Linked DNA regions of Homo sapiens: region 2 is linked to region 1. The links are chromatin loops, found by intact Hi-C in ENCODE. Cell type or tissue: breast epithelium. All regions are shown on one strand. Each heading gives the region's core, and the rest is flanking DNA. Links, peaks and the distances in the headings are about the cores only.

What was found. Hi-C counts contacts between places; a loop is a spot of excess contacts. Peaks named below come from ENCODE experiments on the same cell type or tissue, not always from the same donor. Only the 100,000 strongest peaks of a DNase experiment are listed, where the experiment ranks them.
Region 2: a loop joins it to region 1, with 12 times the contacts of the local background. A loop is called at or near these places in 1 of 110 quality-filtered maps.

Annotation. Positions count from the first base shown.
Region 1 is chr4:146,009,945-146,014,341 of GRCh38, reverse strand. No RefSeq gene overlaps it. Among named protein-coding and RNA genes, the nearest start is that of ZNF827, 73 kb to the right of the region's middle. In breast epithelium, for the core only: no CTCF peak of the experiment used is centred there; no DNase peak of the experiment used is centred there.
Region 2 is chr4:145,707,100-145,711,496 of GRCh38, reverse strand. The region is part of intron 2 of C4orf51 (chromosome 4 open reading frame 51); the gene reads right to left. Among named protein-coding and RNA genes, the nearest start is that of C4orf51, 29 kb to the right of the region's middle. In breast epithelium, for the core only: no CTCF peak of the experiment used is centred there; a DNase peak (open chromatin) is centred at 1,986; H3K27ac peaks cover 2,632 bases.

The DNA.
Region 1 (4,397 bases), core at 152-4,151:
CAGAAAAGGCAAATCTATAGAGACAGGAAGTCTATTCATGGTTGCCCAGGATGCCAGTGTGGGGGTAATAATATAGGTTAAACAGGTATGTAAATGGGTATGAGAGATCTTCCCTGGGGTGATGGAAATGTTCTAAAGCAGGATTATGCTGAGGGCTGTAAAACTCAGTAAATTTACTAAACGTCTTTGAATGGTATACTTCAAATAGAAGAACTTTGCAATATGAAAATTATACTTAAAGTTTTAAAAACAGAAGTTAGTGGTTTTGGGGATCCTGTATATTTACCAAAACCACAGAGGCAACATATGCTTAATAGTTGGGAGATTCTGATCCCTCCCAATCAAATATTTATTAGGGGCTTATATTTGTTAGTAAACACATATTTTTCCAGATGTGATATAAATTAAAGTGAAATAAAAAACTTTGGCTGGGCGCAGTAGCTCATGCCTGTAATTCCAACACTTTGGTAGGCTGGCATGGGAGGATCACTTGAGCCCAGAATCTGAGACCACCCTAGGCAACATACTGGGACCCCACCCCTACAAAAATGTTTTTAAAAATTAGCAGGGTGTGGTGGTGCGTGCTTGTACTCCCAGCTACCAGGAGGCTGAGGCAGGAGGATTTCTTGAGCCTGGGAGGTAGAAGCTGCAGTGAGCTATGATCATGCCACTGCACTCCAGTCTAGGCAACAAAGTGAGACCCGGTCTCAAAAATAACAACAAACTTTGTCTCCTCTTACTGACACTAGCCCCATTCAGATGGCCCTACCCATAACATTGTGTTTGTGTATGTGCATGTGTGGGCATACAACCGTCTGTGTGGGCTCGCTTGAGGGTAATTATTTTCTCTTCATCATCATGTGTTTACACAAAGATGTGAGCTGCAGCAAAAGCAGCATAGAACAGGTTGAGTTTAGTAAGAGCACTTTAATGGTAATCTTAAATTATTGAGTTGAAATTTAGCAACGTGGATACAGAAGTAAAAAGAGTGTTGACCGACATCAGTTTTTTAGTTTGGGGCTGTTTCCAGAAAGCTTTTCTGGGGCATTCCTCCTGAAAAGTCCTCTTTAAAAGATAGTTTCCTTATCAAATAAGCTCGGGAAACCCTTCTAGAGATTCAAAAAAACATTACCCATTGCAGGTTCTGAGAAGTCTTGCAGTGTACAAACAAGCAAGCAGGCTTCAACCCAGAATTTCCCAAACTAATTTACAATAGTATTATTATGTTATAATAATAGATAATACTTACTTGGCACATACAACATGCCAGTCATTGTGTTAAGCACTGTTCATATGTTTACTACCTTCTTTAGTCCTCATAGCAATGCTATAAGGTAAGTACACTTATCGCCACTTTAAAGATGTGGACATAGAAGCTGTGAGAGGTAAAGCCTCTGTGCAGGCCAGGGAAGGCTGGCTGCAGTGCCCATGCATGAGCTTACCACTACACCACCACCAGTTCTTTGGAACTTCATTTAAAAAAAAGTTATCCTGGCGAGGAGCGGTGGCTCACACACTTTCTGAGGTCAAGGTGGGTGGATCACTTGAGGTCTCAAAAAAAAAAATTATCCCATGAGTATGCTTTAGGAAATATTGGTTTAAGAAACTTGGATTGCAAATGTATCAGTAAAAAGAAACAGTGTATGAAAATGGAGAGGACTGTTCTCCATGTTCCTTTGTAGAAAACTGCTATGAGGGAAGAAGATAATTTCTGACCCAGTATCAGTGAACTGGGCTGCAGTGAATGTTCTGATCAACTGTGAACCACATAGAGTAGGATATGATGATTAGCTGGAAATTTATACAGTTTTTAATCACAAAAAAAAGGTTTTGGTTAATTTGTTCAGCAGCAATTGAAAAAAAAAATTGGGGGCCTTTGAGTTCTTAAGACTGGAAAATAATAATAATGACTTCTTAAAAACTCTCTGACACATTTCTTGGAAACTTCAAATGATTGATCACAAATTATTCCAAAATACAATTTAAACTTGATGTATTCCTTTGAATTCACATATGATCTGCTTGGCCCCTGGACCCGGCTTTAACCTAGCGAATTCTGTTGAAGAAGGGTAATAATAAAAATGTATCAGAGACCACGTCTAGGGTTTAAGTGTGAACATCTATTTGATCTGTCTTTCAATTCATTTTCTCATGACTTCTAATTGCATCTGAGAGTGAGGGGAATGGGCCTGACAGAGTATGCCTACCCAACTGCAGAGTTTGGCATCAACATTACATGAACTGGCATGATTGCAAAGTACTCAGGATTTTCTTAGAGTTGATAAAAGTCCCAGAAAATCAGGATTGAAACCACGAGACTATTCATCACAGTAATAGCCATTTCTGCAAAAAATCCATATTGACCTAAATGCCAACAAAAGGAAAGTAATTAACTAAATGATAGTACATTCAAGTTCATGGGATATTATGTAACCATTAAAAATCAAGATTGGAATATTATTTAACAATGTGTAAAATGTTCATAATAAGATTTTACATAATAAACCTGAGATATAAAACTATATGTACAGGGCCATGCACAGTGGTTCATGCCTGCAATTCCAGCATTTTGGGAGGCCAAGGTGGAAGAATCATTTGAGGTCAGGAGTCCAAGACCAGCCTGGGTAACATAAAAAGACCCCATCTCTTAAAAAAAACAAAAAACAAAAAACTTAGCCAGGCATGATGGCTTACACCTATAGTCCCAGCTATTTGGGAGGCTGAGAGGCAGAAGGATCTCTTGTGCCCAGGAAGCTTGGGGTTACAGCGAGCCATGATCAATCTGCACTCTACTCTGGGCAAAAGAGCAAGTCCCTGTCTCTAAAACAAACAAACAAAACCTATTAGTATAGTATGTCTTCACTCTATAAAACAAATCTTAACATGTCTAATATACATACAAAAGAGAATTTCATCAAAATATTAAGGGTGGTTTGGAACACTGGGAAACAATGGAATTACTACGACATATTTCTTTTCCTGTTAATCGTTGCCTTTGGTCGTCCTCAATTTTTAAAATAGTAAAATTGTTCTATTTTTATGACAACCATTACATTTTATTTTTTAAAAAATCAAAACAAACAGATATCAATCTGGATGTCTGAGAGATATAAAGTTAGTATATTTTCTAAAATGCTAAAGTAAAGGTATCTGGTTTAATATACTTTTTCCTGAGGCCTGTGGAACAATATGGTTCTGGATTTAATTTCTAACTCCACTGCTTACTATCCAAGTAACATTGAGAAAGGTTTATTTTCTCTTGTCTCAGTTTATTGATCTGTCAATTGCGACTGATAATAGGATCTTCCTTATAGGGCGGATGTGAGGATCAAATGAATCTTTACAGGTGCAGCACCTACAATTGTGTCACACATAGTAAGTCCTTGAAACACGATGGTTGCTGCATTACTTCTCTGTTATAGTTCTATAAAGTCTTCACAACTGTGACAGGACATAGCAGTCTGTCACGATCTGAAAGATATATACAACTTGTAGATAAAATGCAGAATTTTTGTTTTTAACCCAAAAGCAGCCTTGCAACTTGAGTCTTCTGTGTGATGAAGTCTACCCCGTTCCACAGAGGAGAACAAAGCAAGTGGCATCATTCAGTAGGGTATCTAAGGAGGTCTTTTGCCTAGAGCTAGTAGAAATATTCTTTGTAAGACAGAGGGAAAGTATAGACACCATTATGATTTATAATAAATGCTTTCTAAAAATTTACTGTGGACCAAATTTTGGAGAAATTTTGAATTCAATAAGTTAATTTAGGATGAAAAGAAACATTGCAGGATACCTATTATAGCATAGTTTCTTATAGTGCAAAATTGGAAACAATCTAAATGTACATCAATAGCTTTATAAATGAGGGCAGAGCTTCCACCTGATGTGCTTTGTCCATTGGTGGGCTGAGACTGGGGTGCAGGTGTGCTGAGACTGGTCATTTCTCTTCTCAGAACAACTACCAGAGGTCTTATTCAGTAAGAATTTGTCCTTGGTTTATCCCACTGTGCTATAAATACACAATTTTCATACAAATTTGTGTGTGTGGCATGACCTGAAAGGGTGGGAGCACAAGTTAGGGTTCCTGGGTAGAAACAACAAAAATCAAATCTGAACAACTTATTAGAGGTTCTGAAAGACTTACAGATCAACAGGTAAGATCAACAGAGATCTGAAGCACCAGTTTGAAAATTGAGCTAGTTCTGAGAGCCAGGGAAGCAGAAACCATAGCCAATAACCGGTAGTAAGACTGGTTTAATCAGGACATGCCTGCCTGGGATGAGAGACTTTCTGATACTTTCCAGTGTTTTTCTTTGGGTCACTCATTTAATTTCAAAATTCCAGCCAAGAACATCTGATTGAACTCTCTGACAGTGTCTAGGGCAGGGAGAAGAAGG
Region 2 (4,397 bases), core at 305-4,304, 300 kb after region 1:
GAAAGAAGTGGAAAACTTATTTAAAGAACAAAAACTCCCCAAACCTGGAGAGAGATACGGACAGCCAGGTACATGAAGATAAAAAATTCCCAAACAGATTCAACCCAAAGGTGACTTTTCCATTGTTAGGCGAGCTGTTAGAGCCCCAGCAATGGAAAGTGGTCAGCTTGCAGGTAGCAGGGTAGTAAGAATAATTTACCAACAACAGTATAGGTTTGAAAAGTAGTTTTATTAGAACACTGGAGAAGAGTGCAGTGGGGCACCTCAACAAAAGAGGACTGAGTGCATTGTGGTGAATTTTTCCTTAGGGGTATTTATGGACCTTAAAGCAGAAGCTTTAAGGGCAATTTGGACCATATTAGCCATGTAGGTTATAATAAATGATTACATTTGTAGACATTTTGGTGCCTTGATGTCAGCAAGGGTTGCACAATGAGTTTTGATATGCATGCATTCTGGAGATGTATAAAAATTCTAGTTACTTATAAATTCGGGGGAAAGAAGACTGGTACCAGATGCCAGCTTTAGATAATAGGAAAATCTAATTACTTCTAAATTCCTCAGATAAGTTTTGCCTCTGGATGGTCACCAAGTGATCTTTGCTTTCTTCAACCATGACACATTAAATCAAACTGTCACAGTAGGTAGCTAGTCAGACATGAGCAGAACAGGAGAGGGCTCCCTACCCCCACCCCACACCCCCCACCACACATACACACCAGGAATGTCAGGCAACCATCAGAGAGACAGGCTTAACTGTCTCTCTAAAATAATAATTGGCTGCAACCAATGCCGGGGAAAGACAGTCTCTCAATAAACCAAAACACCTGAAACTGGTAATCAGCAGCTTCCTGATAAGATTTCAGGAGATGGGTAAGTGGGCTCAAGTGTGCACATTAAGAGGCAAAATGGCAGAGTTTAACTGGTATATGACCTTCTAGGGACATTTGACTGGTAAGGGAAGGATGCCTCAAGTGAGCATGTGTACAATCCAGTACACACACTGTGCATGCTCCCCTCCCAAGCATTAGCAGGCCACTGCACATGCAGACAGCCCACCCTAAGGGAAGAATCAGGAGAGAAGGAACACAATACCCCAGAAGCAGGCCAACATATAAAACCCCAAGTCAAAATGTCAAGCTGCACATCAGATCTTTCAAGTCACCTGTTGGCCCTCTTCCAAGTGTACTTTACCTCTTTTCATTCCTGCTCTAAAGCTTTTTAACAAACTTTCACTACTCCTCTAAAACTTGCCTCTGTTTCTCCTTCTGCCTTAAACCCCTGAGTTGAATTCTTTCTTTTGAGAAGGCAAGAGTTGAGACTGCTGCAGATCTGTATGGATTCGCTGCTGGTAACATACTTTGGTGCCATGACTCAAATACATTCTGCTGTTAACATACTTTGGTGCTGTGACTCAGGTACGTTCCACTGCTAACATATTTTGGTGTTGCATGACTCAGATATGATCCCTTGTGGTAAGAGACTTCTACATCTTGCCTTCTTCAGCTGGAGACATTCAACCTCTGTGCATGGTTTATTCGCCCCTTTTACTCTCCTGCTTACTAACCAACCCCCAGAATGATTCCTCTCAGCTGCAAGTGGCTCTGCTCCTCTTGGCTGATCTCTCAGCTCACCCTGGCAGGTAGCTTGTAGGGGTGGGAAAGACCTTCGGGCCCACATCAAGTAGAACTGAGACACTAATGGCCCTCCTAAATAGGGAGCTCATGAGAATGGTGGGACTAAAGCCTAAACCCATGCAATGCTTGGGGTTTCTTCTGCTTTTTCAACTAAAATTACCTGTTTCCCCAAAAAACTGATGCTGCCTATTCTCCTGTTTTCTCTGTGTGTTTTCTGAAATGGCCTTGCACACCTGCCAGACTGTCTGCCTCAGGGGCAAGTCCACCTCTTTGTTTTCACTTTTGCATGCCACGTGACTTCTTAAACACATACTCCCTGTAATTCATGTTCCTGCAGCTCTTGCTGCATTGGCATGGCAACAAAGACATGGGCTTCCTTGCAGGTATCCCCTGAGATTTATACTTGTTTTTACCCTACCAACTTGGATGACTTCCAACCCTTTCCCTGTCTCTTGGCACATTGTGGGGACAGACATTAATTGGAACCCTGGCTCTGCCAGCAACTTATGACTTGTCATATGCTTTTTGTTCCTGTTATGCTCTAGGGGTAAGTTTTTCAGTGGCTTTGGAAGCAGGTTTTTCACCTGCATAGGGCCTCACTCTGTGGCCCTTTAAAAGCCTCACATACTTGCTTTTTTTTGAGTTAGAACCCCTCGGGAAGGAGGCAAAGTTCTTCCTTTGCCATTTGTGAGTTCTTACTCCAAGCCCCAAGTTCTCTGGAGGTTACTACTTTATGTCAAGAGGGCAAATAAACCTTTCCCTCTAGAATCCAAGGGTTGCTGTTTTTGTGAGCATATGAAGGCTTCCCATGAGTATTCTTCTCACATCCTCCCACTTCTTCCTGTAGCCTCCATTACTCTAATCACTTCCATGCCCTTCTCAACATGCATCAAGAACTTCAAGGTCATATTCAAAGGAAGGGAAGTCCAGCCCCCTTGAGGCAGTTAGCTGACAAGCAGGCCTCTTTTTACTTAAAAAACATGGAAAATGGGAATCTGAGAAAAGATAATGATTTTGTTGCTAAAATGCTCCAAGTGAGAGTCACTATGAGTTCATGGAGACAAGGATATATACAGGCCAGCCCAAGGCCGTAGGCACAATAGACCCATAGCACAGAGACAAAGCTTGGTCCCAGACTAACAGATTACCATTAGAAAAGTGATGAAGGCAAGGTTAGGGGTATATGGTAAGACTGGTTCATTCTGGAACCCCAAGGATAAACAAGGAGCCCACTGTTCACTCCAGTATCTCCTCTGTTCCCAAGTGCATAATTGTGATGAGATGGGACCAAGGTGAAGGGTACATGGGAAGACCAGTTCATTCTGGAACCCTAAGGATGAATAGGGGATGCCCCATATAGGATAACAGGAAAGTAAGAGGGGACACCTCGTTTTTACTTTTTTCTCCTCTGTCCTCTCTTCACAGACAGGTAATCTTGTCTCGATACCACAGGACATGCCCCTTGGATGTATCTCCCCAAACGGAAAGATCTCCCCAAACCTTAAAACAAGAAACTACTTTTCCTTTGTAATACTATTTGGCTTAAAAATGAAAGGGGAGGAAATTACAAAAGTCAGCCTTGGAACCTAGTGCCACTGTGCAGGAGGTCCTCAGATTAACCTCTTCAGTCTTTCATAACTAAGAGCAGAATAAGGAGGACAGGGCTAAGGAAAAGGAGAAACAAAGGGAAAGGAGGTGAGCTCAACTATTGGCTGCTCTGCGAGCCCACTAGCCCCCTCCAGGTTGCCCTAAGGACACTTCTCCAGGTAACTACCATTGGTGCAGGAAGCCAGGGCACTGGAAGGCACTGCCCCAATGGGATAAAAGCTATGTCCATGGCTTGCCCCTTCTGCCAGAAAGTCGGCCACTGGAAATGAGACTGCTTCAAGGGCCAAACCACCCCTGGGACAGAATCCCAACTCCTGATGGCCTTGAGCTGAAGGGGCTGTCTGCTCTGACTGGCTTCCAAATCAGACACTGTCATCAACAGGACAAACTTGAGGGCAACTCTGGAGGTGGCAAGTAAACTTATAAATTTCCCTTTTGGGTTCAGGAGCTGCCTACTCTGTGCTAATCTCCTTCTCTGAGCAACCTTCCTCCAAATCCTGTCAGGTAATGGGGGAAATGGCACCCCCTCCCTCCAAAAGAAAAAATTCACATCCCTTTATATTACTTAAGGGACCAGTCCCTGGTGATGTCTAAATACCCAACACCTCTTTAGGGCAAAAATATATTTTCCATGATGGGTGTGTGCTTAATATTTACCTGACCTCTGAATTCATCTTTCTAATAGCTCTATTTCTCCTAGGAAAGCTACCTAAATCTTTAACCAATAACTTCATCTTGGACCGTCCTACCCAGTGGTATAGAAATAGCCCACACTTATTTGGACAAGCACTAGCAAAAATCTAACTGAGCAATCTCTTGGGGTGGGATAACTTCTCCAGTACAGTATGTAAATAACCTTCTCATTTGTTCACCCTTTACAGAACTTGCAAAGCAACATGCAGTACAAATCTTAACTTTCTAATGGAAGGAAAATGATTTTTGTTGAATTCAAAGGTTCTAAAGGCACGGAAGGTTATAAAGAAGAGATTTTATATAAAAAAGTATCTTATATGGGCCTGGCGCGGTGGCTCACGCCTGTAATCCCAACACTTTGGGAGGCCGAGGCGGGTGGATCACGAGGTCAGGGGATCGAGACCATCCTGGCTAACACAGTGAAACTCCGTCTCTACTAAAAAATAAAAAAAATTGGCT